2 separate regions of the Homo sapiens genome follow, and region 1 is linked to region 2. Evidence: chromatin loops called from intact Hi-C (ENCODE). Cell type or tissue: prostate gland. All regions are shown on one strand. Region 1 has its middle 11 kb from the start of P4HA2. Region 2 overlaps SLC22A5 (solute carrier family 22 member 5).

Evidence for each region. Peaks named below come from ENCODE experiments on the same cell type or tissue, not always from the same donor. Only the 100,000 strongest peaks of a DNase experiment are listed, where the experiment ranks them.
Region 1: a loop joins it to region 2, with 3 times the contacts of the local background. A loop is called at or near these places in 13 of 110 quality-filtered maps.

Annotation. Positions count from the first base shown.
Region 1 is chr5:132,237,257-132,239,756 of GRCh38, reverse strand. No RefSeq gene overlaps it. Among named protein-coding and RNA genes, the nearest start is that of P4HA2, 11 kb to the right of the region's middle. In prostate gland, a CTCF peak has its summit at 1,318 (motif pointing left); a DNase peak (open chromatin) is centred at 1,316.
Region 2 is chr5:132,377,149-132,379,648 of GRCh38, reverse strand. SLC22A5 (solute carrier family 22 member 5) reads right to left here. Exons shown (of 10, transcript NM_003060.4): 2 at 1,168-1,271. Among named protein-coding and RNA genes, the nearest start is that of MIR3936HG, 8.5 kb to the right of the region's middle. In prostate gland, no CTCF peak of the experiment used is centred here; a DNase peak (open chromatin) is centred at 1,405; H3K27ac peaks cover 2,357 bases.

The DNA of each region.
Region 1 (2,500 bases), 140 kb after region 2:
TCCGTGGGAATGAGCCATTCCCTCTCCCAGGCTTTGCTCATTCTATCTCCTCTGCTGCAATACCATTCTCCCAGACCTCCAACACTTCCCCTGGCTGACTATGCAGGGAGACCCACACCTCATCCTCCTACCTGACCACTCGGCAAGTGAGTCTCCCCTTCTGTAGTCTCCCTCAGCCTCTGCGATTCACCGTCAATTTCTTCATCTGTGCCTCCTCTCCCCCCATAAAACAAAACAAACAAACAAACAAACAAAAAACAACATGAGCTCCATGCAGGCAGGGTGTTTTTCTGACTCATCTCTGTGTCCCTGGGTACCCAGGACTGGACACAAGGGAGGTGTCAGGGGATGTCTGTTGACTGACTGAATGTGAGTAAGTGAGGGTGTAGAGGGTTCCTGAAGCCCTAGGCTGAGTGACCAAGTATGGAAACCCTGCTTGCCACACTTCAGCATGACCAAGGCAGCTGGTCTTCTCCTTCAAAGGCAGTGCTGAGGCTTGACAGGTCATAGAGCCAGGCCTTCATGTCTAGGCTGCAGACAGCTTCCTCAAAGTCCATCTCCTCTTCCCTACTGATCTTTTCCTGCTACTCCCCATTGGTTGAACCCAACCAGAAGCTGCAGGGCAGGTGAACCTGTTGATGCTATCCATATAGGTCAGCAGTCAGGGCGCAGAGCAGGGGAAAGAGGAGACAGGAGAGGAGATCTGGAAGGGTAAGCAGATGACATCTGTCAAGTGTTAGGTAACACTTGGTACAGGGAGAGTGCTCCATAAATTAGTTGTCCAATCACAGAAGCATCCCAGAGCATCATAGAAACCCAGATGAGGACTGCCCATCCTGCTTCTCTGGCTCTTCTCCTCCAGGAGCTCCTCTCCACAGAGCCAGGATATTCTGGGTATGTTCAGAGTTCAAGGTCTCCCCATCTCCTTTCCTAACTTCACTGCATTACTAGTCCTTGGTGTTTCCTTAGGGCTACTGGCTCCTATGGCCTGAGGCTTCCACAGCCTGAGGCTTCCCAAGGCTACAAGTCAACTTAGCTGACCATGAAGGCCCCTGATCACTATGGGCTGAGGAAAGGATCTGGGGTCTTCCCAATATCCTCCCTGCCTCCTCAGCCAGTGGAGGTCCCAGCATTGGAGTCATTCCCCAGGGCCTGGAAAACATCTCTCCCTTCCCGTTGCTCATGATTATGCAGGCCTAGTCACAGGTCTCAGCTAAACCTTGGCAGGTTGGAAGGATGGGGCACCAAGTGGAGGGGCTTTTTGAGCAAGGCTGGGGCTGCTCCTTTGAGTGAGCCCTGTTGAGCTCCATGCACCCTCTGGTGGCCAACCTCATTTTTGCAACTACAGCTCTGGACAAGAAGGAAGCAGCTCCCCTAAAAAGATTCTCCCAGAAGGCCTCACACACCTTTGCCCTGGGACAAAAATAGCTGTTGGTGCCCCAGGAGAGAGTGCAGAGAAAATTCCAGAACTTGATGAGGGCAGGGTGTCAACCTGGCCTACAGCTGTTGGGTGACCACTGGTGTCAACCTGGCCTACAGCTGTTGGGTGACCACTGGGGTGAGAGGGCAGTACTTGCCCCCAAAATTGCAGCCACCAATGACAGCATCTAACGACCCAGCCAGTTTGAGGAAGCCATCTTTCCACCTTCACCACCTTGATCATTCACTCTTCAGCCAAGAAGATGTACTGTCCAAGCCATCCCTTCTCCCATGGGCTCTGATTTCTACAGATGATAGAGGTAGACATCTTCCTGATTCCAAGTCTGCAACTAGCTGGTTCAGGGTCAGAGTAAGTAATAAGGCCAGAGCCTGGTCCAAAGTCAATATCAGGCTCTGGTTCAGAGTCAAGATTAAGGGCAGAGCCAGAGGACAAAGGACAGAACCTCCTCCTTCTCATGTGAAAGGCCAGATCCACACGCTTGCGTATGCATGTGAATCCCTCTGTGCGTGAGCATATAAATGTGTGTGTGTGTGTGCGTATGTGTGTGTGTTTGTGGGTGAGAGCCCTCTTACTAGAGGCTATGGCCAAGTTGCTCTGTTTTTCAGGCACTAGAAGCTCAGGGATTATCAAGCTTCTCACAGGTTTATGCAAATGTTTGAAACATGAAAAAAATATAGAAAGCTATAAAAAATGTAAATACTAAATATAGTAAATGTTAACAGTATGTCATAGTCATAGTCAACTGAAGTTCAGCCATGTTCTTGTGTGGTCAAGTTTAAAATGTATTTATGTGGGATGTGGGTGTGTGGAATAGGTTTGATGTGGAATGAGGTAGTCAGGACCTTTGGAGGAATGAGTGCCCTGGCCTCCTTGTGGTGGGTAAGAGTCCCAGGGCAGTGTACTGCAGGGCCACAAGGCAGGGCTGACTAGCAAGTTCAAATGCTGGTGTCTACTGAAGGGAAGGGGAGATCAGAGCTGCAACTGGAGCTGACACTAGCAGGGCAGTTGAGGGCAGGAAAGAGGCCACAGGAGGGTTTAGGGTCCTTGAGACAGGAGTGA
Region 2 (2,500 bases):
GCTGGGCATGGTGGTGCATGCCTGTAATCCCAGCAACTCGGGAGGCTGAGACAGGAGAATCTCTTGAACCTGCGAGGCAGAGGTTGCAGTGAGCCGAGATCGTGCCATTGCACTCCAGCCTGGGTAACAAGAGTGAAACTCCTTTTCCAAAAAAAAACAACAACAATAAAAAATATCTGGCTGCGCATGGTGTCTCACGCCTGTAATCCCAGCACTTTGGGAGGTTATGGAGGGAGGATTGCTTGAGGCCAGGAATTAAAAACCAGGGAAGATGCTGGGACTCCTTTCCACCGGCTAACCCACCGATTTGTGGGGTGTTCTCACATGTGTCATGTGGCCAAGGACTTGCTGAAGGCTGCTACTCTCTTCACAGTCTTCTCTGACAGACCCTGAAGCTCCAGGGAAAGAAGACACAACATAATGGACCCCTCTAAGAACTTCATGAAAGCTACGGACCTCTCTCCAAAAAAATGCTCACATGTAGTCTCTAACATTGTGCATATAATTTCGAGGGGTTTGGGATTCTCTAAGCCGTTAATGTTTCCTTGAGTTAAAAGCTTTAGAATTATACAAATAACCTGCTTATAAGAAATGGATCAAAACACTATTCTCCCTCCTGTCATAAAGTAAATGCCAAAACCACAGGCCACTTAGCTAAGGGGCATCAGCCTTGTGGACAAAAGAGTTCTGCTTTTCATACCACTAGTGGCTGGTGAGAGCTCCTTTCACTTTGCAGAGAGAATGCTGGTCTTCTTGGGACTACAGAGGCAGACACCGTGGCACTACTACAGATCTACAATCTAGCACATGTGCATGTGTGCATGATGTCAACCTCTCCCATGCTCAGGGGCATGACAGAGTCACAGTGACCCAGGGGAGGCAAGCCAGGCTACTGCAGAAGTGAATCATGGCATATTACCTAGTCAACCGGGTCACAGATACATTCAGCTTAGACAGCTCAGGTTTCTTTACTTAGCAAGAATTACGGAGTCAGATTTGTTGGCTCTTCTTACTAGGCATGGAGTCTATATCACAGACATAGCTTCCTCTTCTTTAAAATACAGGGCCCTGCGCTGAAAGAATACTACCAACTGAAATCAAGGGCCAGGCACACGCTTCTTCCTCAGTGCTGAGGTCCCCTGGTGCTCCAGAAGACAGACACCTTACCTGTCTGACAGCTGCCCTGAAATGAAGGAGCCCAACAGCACACCCACGAAGAACAAGGAGATTGTGAGTGGGGCCTTCCAGTCGTCCTCACACACCAGGTTCCACTGCAAGATGAGCAAAGGGGGTGTATCATTCACTTCTTTTTAAAAGGTTTTAAAGCAAAGGCATCCTGGAAAATGAAGTCAGAACATCCTGCCATCCCCACACGCTCTGAGTGTGAACTCACTTAGTCAGGTGATGGCTCACCTGGGCAGGAAGGCAGAGAGCAGGCTTCTTTCCCATCCTGTTTTTCATAGCATTGTAGGCCCCACTGTCTTGCTTCCATTTTGAGGAGGAGAGACAGGCAGAGAGTAAGTGTTCTGTCCACATGCTGACCCTGGAGAAAGCAAGGCCTCTAACGCTTGCTCCTAAAAATCTGAGCGGAGCCCAGGGCTGTGGAAGAGGCAGGGCACCCTCGCTCAGTGGGGTTCAGGCCATTGGCATGAACGTCACTGGAGTGGTTCTGGAAGCAGGGCTCTGGGGCTCTACGGGCCAAAGCATCCAGCAAGAAACTAAGGCCAGGGCACAGAGTGCACCATCTGGACCTGCTCTGCTCGGGTTCCCACCCTGGGCCAATGACCCCCGGGTCCTTTTTGTGACCTTTAGAGCTGGAATCCCTGATGCTGCACACCAACTATACTAGGCTCAATTACAGCTGAAAGTCCTGAGCTTGGAGGTAAGAAACTGGGTTTTAGCTCCCACTCTACTATTAAAACTCTTCCAACCTCAGATAAGCATCACCCCATGCTGTGCCTTGATTTCCCCATTTGTAAAACAGGGATTGGGGTAAGGAATAGGCTGCACCGCTTGAGTTTCCAGCTTCCAATGTGTGGTTCCATCTATAGTTACCATGAACAGAAAAAGAGGTCTGAAGACATGGGGAAGCAGCCAGACGCTTGGATCTGGCTGCGCCTGCCTAAACAAGAGCCAAAAGCAGGAAGAAAGCCCAAACGGGAAACTTAGTGGTTCACAGAAAAATGAAAAATGTTTTTCAGACAGAGAGATGGTGCTCAGTAGTAACCTTTGCAGACTTCTCACATGAGCAACCACCCTCCTAGGAACTCAGACCCTTGCCTCCCTGGTGCCAGGCTGCTAGCCTGCCCTCCACGGAGCCTGCTGGCTCCTCACCAACAACGCAGGCAAGGGGACATGCGGCTCCCTAGAACAAAGCATCTCTTCCAAGCCAGTGACAGGGAAAAACAAGCCTGCTTCTCCGCACTGCTGGGCAGTGTGGGCGCACAGCCTCCGGGCACCTCTCAGAGGGGTTGGCAGGCAACCCTCAGGCTGGACACGG